2 separate regions of the Homo sapiens genome follow, and region 1 is linked to region 2. Evidence: chromatin contacts called from ENCODE Hi-C or POLR2A ChIA-PET data. All regions are on one chromosome and are shown on one strand. The core of a region is the stretch at or near the end of the contact, and the rest is flanking DNA. Distances in the headings are between cores, read along the strand shown.

Evidence for each region. Hi-C counts contacts between places; a loop is a spot of excess contacts on that map. ChIA-PET counts read pairs that join two places held with the same protein, here RNA polymerase II (POLR2A). Pooled maps may share reads with other maps.
Region 1: a loop to region 2 is called in a pooled map, with 3 times the contacts of the local background. The contact joins the enhancer-like site here to the promoter of TMEM38B in region 2. A Hi-C loop is called at or near these places in 1 of 168 maps with a recorded cell type or tissue (naive thymus-derived CD4-positive, alpha-beta T cell) and 7 of 50 pooled maps. POLR2A ChIA-PET finds 5 or more read pairs at or near these places in 1 of 52 experiments (CD4-positive, alpha-beta T cell).

The regions. Positions count from the first base shown.
Region 1 is chr9:105,113,447-105,118,799 of GRCh38, reverse strand. LOC105376197 (a long non-coding RNA gene) reads right to left here. Exons shown (of 4, transcript XR_930205.3): 2 at 1-69. Among named protein-coding and RNA genes, the nearest start is that of CT70, 120 kb to the right of the region's middle. Within about 2 kb of position 2,644, at least 6 of the 41 ENCODE cell types and tissues checked have a DNase peak (open chromatin) inside an H3K27ac peak, as active enhancers do.
Region 2 is chr9:105,693,249-105,698,337 of GRCh38, reverse strand. It overlaps TMEM38B (transmembrane protein 38B), which reads right to left and starts at 3,797. Exons shown (of 6, transcript NM_018112.3): 1 at 3,566-3,797. The coding sequence starts at 3,677. RefSeq lists a silencer at 3,694-3,963.

The DNA of each region.
Region 1 (5,353 bases), core at 1,395-3,894, 580 kb after region 2:
CAGCTCTTGATGGCTGGTGTCTAGTTGCCTTGGTCTTCTGCTTAAGAATTTTCAGTGGCTCCCCAGTGCCTGCAGCATGAAGCACACACTTTCTAAAACAGTATTCAGACCACCCACCTCCTCAACCTCTTCTCTTTTTGTTGGTGAAAAAAATAAAAAAAATAAAATGAAATGCAGAATAGAAAGAGTAAAAATGAATCTCCAGAGTCTTCATCGCCAAAATCAATGCTAACATATTGACATATATCTTTCCAGATCTATGCATAAATATATATATATTTAAATTTGTGAGGCCTTTTCAGTTCTAACTTTCCTTTGTAGCTTTATCTTTTACAACTCCCACGGTACACTAAACATTATCTACACGTAATTCACCTGTGTATAGGCAAATGCGTAGAATGTGCCTATTCTGATTAAAGGAAATGTGAGATGTGTGTGTGGGTGGGTGTGTGTGTGGGGGGTGTGTGTGTGTGTATATAATCTATACCATGGAATACTACTCAGTCATAAAAAAGAATGAAATTTTCTTTTATAGCAGCATGGATGGAACTGGATGCCATTATCTTAAGTGAAATAACTCAGAAAGTCAAATACGCATGTTCCCACTTATGAGTGGGAGCTAAATTATGTAAATTATGTATATATATACAGACATGGACATAGAGAGTGAAATAATTAACATTGGAAACTCAGAAATGTGGGAGGGTGGTGAGAGATGAGAAATTACCTAATGGGTGTAATGTACACTATTTGGGTGATGGTTACACTAAAAGTCCAGTCTTCACCATTATGTAATATATTCATGTAACAAAGCTGCACTTGCACCCCCTAAATCTATAAAAATAAGTTTTTTACAAGAATTAGCCTATCCATATAGCATGCACTTTCAGATTTTTAAGAATTCACACCAGCTGTTCGCTCTCTCTGAAATGCCCTTTACACAATGCCTGCACATAGTAAGCTCTAACAAAACTCTAGCTGTTCCTTTTAATTTCTTTTCCTGCCTGGTGAGCTCCAACTTAACTATTTAAAACTCTGCTTAAATAGCTCTACATCTAGGAAATGCCCCTCTCTCCCCAAACCCTCACCTGTCTGCTCACCAGTTGGCTACTCACCACCCGTTTTGGGACCCGTGGATCCACTGCCCTCCCACCCTATCCTGTCCTAAGCCGGCTCTTCCAAGGCAGTCAGGGGTCATGTCTCTTTCACTCAGGCCCATGATTGACACTCAGTACAGGCTGGGAAAATGGACATCAGACTGTCAGAGGCAGCAGTTTGCTGGATGAAGCTAGTCCGAGGCATACTGCAGGGGCCCAGGGCACTGCTGGACAAGTCAGAGTGGCTGTGAGCTGGCATTTGTACAGAGATTCCAAACTGCTAAGGAGACCCCTGTTGTTGGCTGGGCTCCTCCCTGTCTGGCAAGAGCTAACCTTCCACCTCAGAAAGCATTATGGTGCCAGAGAGCTCTCTTGGCAGACCTTGGATGAATTATTTACTCTCTCCTTGTTGAGTGAATGCAGGCACATTTGAGGCTCCTCTAAAGATGCTTGATCCAGAATTCTAGCCTTAATGGTGGTGGGCTGCAGAGAAAGAGAAAATAAACCAATGTCCCCACCCTTGGCCAGACTTCCTGCCATATCTTTAGGGGGGGCATTTTGTTCTCTTTGACTCACCTTTGCCCACAGCTCCCTGCACTGTCCCCCAACTCCAACTCCACTTAAAAGGGACATTTTGGCCAGGAGCGATGGCTCATGCCTATAATCCCAGCACTTTGAGAGGCCAAGGTGGGCGGATCACTTGAGGTCAGGAGTTCTAGGCCAGCCTGGTCAACAGGGTGAAATCCCATCTCTATTAAAAATACAAAATCAGCTGGGTGTGGTGGCGCGTGCCTGTAATCACAGCTACTTAGGAGGCTGATGCAGGAGAATCACTTGAACCCGGGAGGTGGAGGCTGCAGTTAACCGAGATTGCACCACTGCACTCCAACCCCGGGCAGACAGAGCAAGACTCTGTCTCAAAAAATAAAAAATAAAAAAACAAACCGGACATTTCACGTTTTCTTGTTGGGGCACAATTTGTTGCTCCTCTCTCCTCCTTTACACCTCACCATGCAGCTCCTGTGTCATAATCTTACACATTCTTCTGTCTGCATTCCCTCAGCATTGGAAAACTCTGAGATGAGAACCAAGAGCAATGGTTTACTGGACACTGCAGCAGCTTTAAGCAGCATTTGTTGAAAAGCACACACTGGGTACTTTCCAATACCTCGGCTCACTTCTGGGTGGTCTTTGTTAAGAGAAGCGGCTTCTAGCCTTGCTGGGTAACACATCTTCCTTCTCAGGTTCCCTGAACAAATGAAGCAATTGAAGCAACTGGAAATAGCAGCTACTGGCGTGGGAACACACATGGCATCTAACACTCATCCTGACAGAAGAGTCATGTGGCCGAGTTTCTCCAGGCCTCACCCACCTGTGAGTGTCACTGTTGGGGTCATATTAGGGGCAATGGCCTGTCATTGCTGACCCTTGCCCCTGAGACTTTGTCCCCAGGAGCATTTTGCAGCCACTCACAAGTACTCCTGTTACACTTCCTCTCTCCCCCACATTGGCAATGTCTCCAGGTCACCTGACAACTCCAGGGGAAGGTGCAGCAAATGCCTTATATGCTGTATCTGCATGGAGAATGTGTTCCCCTGGTGAGGAAACTCTTCAGGTGATTAAATGGTGACAAATGCTCTGGAATTCTCCCTGTGCTGGGAAGACAGCATGTGCCTTCACCTCCACCTCCCTTTCTGCATTTTAGTTTGTCAGCAGGCCTGAAAGCGGCAGTGGTAACATCGCCCTTTGAAAACAGTGAGGAGCCCCTCTCTCTGCTGAGTTATTATTTTTTTATGTGTTTTTTTGAGACAGAGTCTCACTCTGTCACCCAGGCTGGAGTGCAATGGCGCGATCTTGGCTCACTGCAAACTCCACTTCTCAGGTTCAAGTGATTCTCCTGCCTCAGCCTCCCAAGTAGCTGGGATTACAGGCGAGTGCCACCATGCCCAGCTAATTTTTTTTTTTTTTTGTATTTTTAGTAGAGACGGGGTTTCGCCATGTTGGCCAAGCTAGTATCAAACTCTTGACCTCAGATGATCCACCCCCCTTGGCCTCCCAAAGTGCTGGGATTACGGGCATGAGCCACCACGCCCAGCCTCTTTGCTGAGTTCTGACTTCCGTCCACAGAGCCAGGTTAGGCATAGATATCTGAAGCTTCCCACATGCTGCCCAGCCGTCTTTGCGTCTTTTTCTGGCATGTGAGCCAAACCACTTCCTCATCCTCACACGGAGTGACACCCAGAAGCCCCACAGACCAGGTCATCAAACACACCCAGGCATGGCTGCAGCCCAGTGCAGACTCAAGTTGAGACACCATTAAAATAAATGTTTTTCTAGCTCTTTAAAGTTTACAAAACCCGTGCATATACATGACTTCCACTTAATCCTTGAAACAGCCCTTTGAAGTTTGGGTTGTCTTTATTCTCATTTTATAAGGAGTAAAACTGAAGTTCAGGAAGGTTAGAAAAGGCAGACATGACTATTTAGTAAGTGACAGAGCTAGGGATTTTCAGTCCTGTCATATGGAACCCTAGGTTCCCTGTGTGATAAGATTACAAACCTGAGACTTAGTTAAGGGAGACGTAGATCAAGTAGCAACAGCTGTGCCTTCAGACCTGTAGTTCAAGGCAGCTGGCATCACCCAGAGGCAATTAAACTCTCGGATAGAGTGATAATTAGAATTGGGCTATCCAGGCAAAAATAGCCATGGTCCCTTCTCAAGAAGTTTAGGAGACTTTTCTTTTCTTCTAGATGTTCCTCTTTTTCCCTCTGTGCTCCACAGCACTTGGATGGGACTTCTCACAGAGTTATTTCTGTGAATCTCCCATCGTGCTTGTTCTACTGTAGGACCCTTGAAGCCAGAGACTATGCTATGAACATAGGAGGTACTCAATAAATGTTAGTGGAATGAAGGGCTGTTTCTTAATGTCACTCCATTAGACCTCTAAGTAGGAAATTTAACTGTAGTCATTTCTTTCCCATGAGCACCTCCACCAGAGAGTGGGCATGCACGGTGCACAGTAAAGCAGAATAAGTCAACCCTATTGACTTCCTGCCTCAGTTTCCATGCCTTTATGTTGCCCAGCTGCTTCCCTTTGGGTCCACTGATGCATCTCACTTTCAGCTGCCACCCTCCCACCCCAGCTTCTGAGTCTGAACAAATTCAGGCAGGAAGTAGATTAACCACCTCAGTGCCTCTGGTGGGACTTGGTGCGCAGTCATCCACTGAAACTTGGAGGTTGTTAGTCCAGTAACATCCTCTGACAGTCATGTTTCCCCGAGTGATATCTGTCCTCTCTCTGGCTATTGTTGGCCCAACCCAGAGATCCAGCTTCTACCTGATCCCTAGCTCTCCCGCCCAGAGGCACGGTCCCCTTTTAGGACTGCACACTGCTCCTGAACTCAGCCTGGGAATGGGCCCTGGCATACTATGTGGCACTTGCCAGCCCTTTTCCCTGGGACAGAACCTGGATCTTATCCATTACTACCCATGGACAATGTGTCTACAAATAACCTCCTACCTGCCTGTCTGCTGGCCTGTGTGCCTGACTGGGGAGGGCAGACAAGATGCTTGGATTCCTCTCCATTTGCTCCACCCATTTGATTAGAGAGTTGCTTCAATCACGCCTGGGCTTCCTGTGTCCTTTGGCCATTGTGTCTCACCCATCAGGCTACCAGTCTGATATTTGCTTTTGTAGCTGGGCTTATTCCTCCTGCCCAAGATTCAGCTGTGTAGATGCAGGGTCAGGTTTTGTTTCATCCTCTCTGTCTGATCTGCATGGCTGTGAGATGCCCACAGTGCCTTGTTTATGCCCAAGCTAAAACTTCATTTGATTTCATCTTATGTGCTCTTTAAGAGGTTTGGTGTGGAAGAAAGTTTGAAACTAATAGGCTAAACTAAAGATTAATGGTTGGGATTATTTTTATTGATTTATTCTGTCTCCAATATTAAAACTCTATTATTACCTTTTTTTTTTTTTTTTTTGAGACATTGTCTCGCTGTCACGCAGGCTGGAGTGCACTGGCCTGATTTCGGCTCACTGCAACCTCCACCTCCCAGGCTCAAGCAATTCTCAGCCCCCCAAGTAGCTAGGATTACACCATGCCAAGCTAATTTTTATACTTTTTTTTTTTTTTTGAGACAGAGTTTCGCTCTTGTTGCCTGGGCTCACTGCAAACTCCGTCTCCCAGGTTCAAGGGATTCTCCTGCCTCAGCCTCCTGAGTAGCTGGGATTACAGGCATGTGCCACCACGCC
Region 2 (5,089 bases), core at 2,548-5,047:
CTTGAGAAAACTTTAAAAGCATTCTCATTAAATTCAGGAATATCAGGAGTAAGACAAAGTCACTCACTATCATTAGTATTCAACAAAACACTCTTTAATATATAAGAGGCTAGAAAAAGAAATGGAACCCGGGTTCTTGGCTACAAGCAGCAAAAACCAACAAACTTAAGCCATAAAGAATTCATTGGAAGGACTTCAGTAGCTCACAGAAAAAAAAAAAATGGGACGCTAAAGAAAACAAACAAGAACTAAGGACATTCCAGAGGTCTATGCACGTGGGATGATCTTAGTAAAGGTCTAGAGCAGAACCAGTTCAATGAGCATAGAGCATACTCTGCTGAGATCATTGAGTTCCAACTGTTCTATCCAGCCATGACCAGACTTGCAAAGGAACATCTATACAACAAAAAATACTGCAGATAGATTACGAACCTATACTTTTATAGAACTATAGAATTTTTTAAAAAAAGATCAAGGACGAGTATTTTTATAACCTTAGGCCTGAGAAACCCCTTCTTAAAATGCACAAATCCCAATAGTGACATAGGAGAAAAAAATTAATAGATTTTTTCATGGAAAAGTAAAAATATTATGAGATTTTTTAAACTTCTGCAATAAAAGACAATATAAACAAAGTTAAAGATAGCAAGAGTTATGGGAAAAAAGGACTACAGACATAAATAGAATGAATATCCATGATCCACAAAGACAGTAAATAGAAGACAATAACCTACAGCCCAATAAGAAAATGGACAAAAAAAAATTAAGCAATTTACATGAAATACAAATGACCAATAAGAGGCACAAACACATCAGTACCATGACAAACATAAATGAAAAATTGCTTTCTGATCATCAGAATGGCAAGATATTGAAGACCAATAATAGAACTGTCAAAGGAAATGGGCAGTCTAACACACTTCGGGTAAAAGGCTAAACAGGTACACTGTTCACTCTTGTGTCTGAATTCCATCATTTTTACCTCCTTACAAGTACTGGTACTGTATGATACTATATAAGTATTCAATAATCACGTGGTTCTCAAATTATGGAATCTCAGGAGCCCTCTACATCCCTAAAAATTAGTAAACAGATTAATGCTTGCCAAGGATAGGGGACAGCTTACACAAAAGTGCAGGAAGGAATTTAGGGTGGGTGAGGAAACCGTTCAGTATCTTGATTGTGATGGTAGTTGAATGACTGTATGTGTCTGTCCAAAAACACAGAACTTTTTATTAAAAATGGTGAACAGATTCTATGTGAATTACATCTTTTAAAAAATCGGACTTAAATTTCTTGACAACCCCAAAAGGTTTTGTTTATGTTGGCTACAAGTATCAATACTTAGCATCTTAGAAATTATAACTGAGAAAATTTTAAATAGTTGTGGCGGCTAAAGCAACTCCAACATCCGCCATGTTGACTTATGATTAACCCCAGTTCTGGGATTGCCTCTAAGATTTATATTTTATCTACTGTTCCTTGTGTAAAAGTATACACTTACCGATCTTGCCCTTAGGTCAAACAACCTTGACGCTATTTCACTTACCATAAATCCTGCTCTTAAGCAACTGTCCTACACATCTCTGGTTGGGGGTTGGGGGTCGGGTAATGGGGTGATCCACCATCTCCTTGGGGCCACCCAAGACATGGCTTCTGTTCTTAAGTCCCTTTTAAAGGTTTCTTTCTAAGAAACTGGATTCCTCAGCCTCTCAGCTTCCTCAGCCTTTGGGGATAGGACTGCATAGACCTGTCCACTATGCAACAATTGTTCTTCATGTTTTCATTTTTTAAAAAGTAAATGTATTAAATGTTAACATAAATAATGTATTCTTCAAGCCTGGCCAACATGGCGAAACCCCGTCTCCACTACTAAAAATACAAAAATTAGCCGAACTTGGTGGCAGGCGCCTCCCAGCTACTCCGGAGGCTGAGGCAGGAGAATCGCTTAAACCCAGGAGGCACAGGTTGCAGCACTGAGCCGAGATCGCGCCACTGCACTTCAGCCTGGGCGACAGAGAGACTCCGTCTCAAAAATAATAATAATAATAATGATAATGTATTCTTTATGAAAAATAACTTTTCCAAAACAAAAAACATTTAGTGAGAAGAATCACACTGTGTACATTCTAACAAATGTCTGGCTTCAAATAGAAAACTGTTAGATTCTCATATCTACTTCCTTCTGTTACAGTATCACAACTCAGGTAGCCTCTGGAAAACTCCACTGTACACTTCTGAAAAAATGAGAGTGAAAAAGATAACATCTGCATATTATTACGAAAGTAATTTTAAACTGGCAGTGTCAGAGAATCCCATGGGTCCCTGGACCACAATGTGAACATCTGATTCAGCCTATACAAAAAAAAATTTTTTTAATCAAATTCTGAACATGTAGTAGCAACAAAACTTACTTTTTTCAAATCAAAGAAATAATATCTTATGCAGATAATGTGTTCTACTTTAATGCAGTAATACCATCCTCATCCAGGTCAAAATTTGTACCAACGATTTAAACTGAGCTACAAACTTCAACATAAATGAAAAATATTTCTGAGGTCTAAGGATTTTTTAAAACCAGTAAGTAGTCCATAAGAAAGATACAGCATCATCCTCCAGACCTCACTCATCAACTATCCGTAGGGCAAGGCAGATGAAAGACAGCAAGAACACAAAGAAAGTAGGCAAAGAAATGTCTGACCTCAAAGAAAGAAGAGGTCCATACAACTAAAAGCACAGTAGAATAACTACAAAAGTAAAGCAGTATTAGAGCAAACGCACCCTGGTGTAAAATCCAATAAAATACAACTACTGTCCCTTGATCGCATTGCTAAAAGAACTCAAAATGCTGTTTCAAGACTATATCCCCATTCTGCAGATAGTGAAACTACGCCAGGTAACTCTTGCTTGTACAGTGTCCGTCGTGACTGTGAAAAGGGGAACGCACTCGCTTCTCACATGCTAGGCAGGGTGTTAGGACACTGCGTGAAGGGGAATCCTGGTCTGGCTACAGGAGGCTTTTTGTTTCAGTGCTTGTACAACTTTCATAACTGGAGAGTAGTCCGCAACCATCTATTACTCCAAGAGACTGAGTCAGAAACCTGCTGTCTCCTCACATGACTTTCAAACACTGCGAGCGAGTGGCGACACTGCGAGCGAGTGGCGACACTGCGAGCGAGTGGCGGTACCGCGAGGAGGCCGCCCAAGCCCTGGGCTGGCGCGGATATCTGTGGTTCCGAAACGCTGCGGCAGCTTCTGTCAGTCCTGGGACTTCTGCGGGCGGTTGGCAAGGTCGGCCCTGCTCGCCCAGGCTACGGCCTCGCGGACCCCAGGTCACGCCTCCTTTGAGGAGTACTAGAGCCTCCGTCCTCCCCCACGCTGTTTCCCCATCTGCACTCAGTAAGTCAGACCAACCGGCCCTTGGCGCCCCTCCAACTCTACCATCGAACTGTCTGGGCTAGCGGCCACTCAGCCGCCCACCCGACCCACCCGACCCACCCGACTTAGACGGTCCTCGCCGTCAGGAGCACTCTGAGGGGTCCGGCCCGCGGCGCCCCGCACTCACCCGGCTGACGTTTCACCGCCATCACTGACACTAGATAGTGCGCGATGTCAAAAAAGGGAAACATGGACGTGCGGGAGAAGGCCAGAGCCAACTCGTCCCATGGAGAATCCATAACGACCACCGACCGCGGCAACCGAAGCAGCCGCGGCTACTGGTTCCCCGCGCTCGCGCGGTGAGGAGTAGGAGAGGGCACAGCCGCGGCCGCCCGCTCCTCCGCGCCGGCTCCAGCTCCGCGCGTGCGCCCTGGCGCCGAGGGGGCGGGGCCGCGCTTCGCGGGAGCCGCAGGCTCACCGGCGCTAGGCGGGTGGGCGGGGCGAGCGGGTTCCCCGCGGCTCCAGCCGGCTCTTGCCTCGGTTCTCCTAGTAAGGGTCCAGCGTCTTCTTGGTCCTGGGCGCAGTGCAGGACCTGGAGAGCGTGCAGATGAACAAAACACGGTCCTCAAGGGGAGACGCTCAGAGTTGGATTTATTTCTGTAAATTGATGTCATTCACCTAACATTTATCGAGCAACCACAGTGCAAGTCACACTGTGACTTACTGGAGATATAAAAATAAAACAATAATATCCTGACCTCAAGAACTATGCGTTCCCTGAAAGAGATTTTTTATAAAAAGAGAAAAAACGCACATAATGGTACAAAAGCAGGTACTGAGAAGTATAGCTGCCGTGCGAGAGCAGTTCGAAACGAAGATTACAATTCTGGGAAGTGAGTAAAGTGACATGTGAGCTGGACTTTAAAAGTTAAGTGAGAAACACAAGCTAGGTGGGAGATGGAGGGAGGTGTTTTGGGTTGACTACAAAGTGAGAAATGAGGTTGGGAAAAGTCCTCGAATGGCAGACAAAGCCAGGCAGTTTGGCTCCAGAGGTTAAATTCTTGATCAATCACTATGTTAAGCTCAGAGCCAGAATCTCTTCTCCTAATCTCTACGCTAACTGGGTTGTTTGGTGGAAGGTGAGGGAGTAGAGGTGCAACGAAGCAACAAGATTAAGAATAGATTGATGAGAAGCGACTGACAACGGAAAATCAGAGGGTATTCACTGGTCCAAGCAAAAGGTAGTGGAGGCTGTGGCAGCAGAAATTGAGACCAATTGTGGGAAACATGGGTAGAAGCAGAATATCGTCAGTGAGTGTCAGTCTGTACAGGCGGGAAAGGAAGCATTTGTCAAATAAAATGAGGAACGGGTGAGTAGGAGGATTGTGGTTGCATTCTGATAAATAGGAAACAAGAAGGAATAGGTTTGGGTAAGAAAAAAAACTAGCTTGGCACACTTATTTGATGTGTGAACAGATTATGCTGGCACCAGGAAATTGGAGAAACGTGATTAGCTGCTAGGTAGGTGACAGCTTCACGGGTGTATGCACTGCAAAAGGAGAATTTTTTTTATCTGAATATGTATTCATTAATTTTAATTCATTTAACAAAATGTTTTTTGCGTGCCTACTATGTAACCAGCATTTTGCTGGATGTCAGAAATACTGCCCTAAACACTAAGTGTTTAAAACGTAGGAAAATTGTAGTAAAT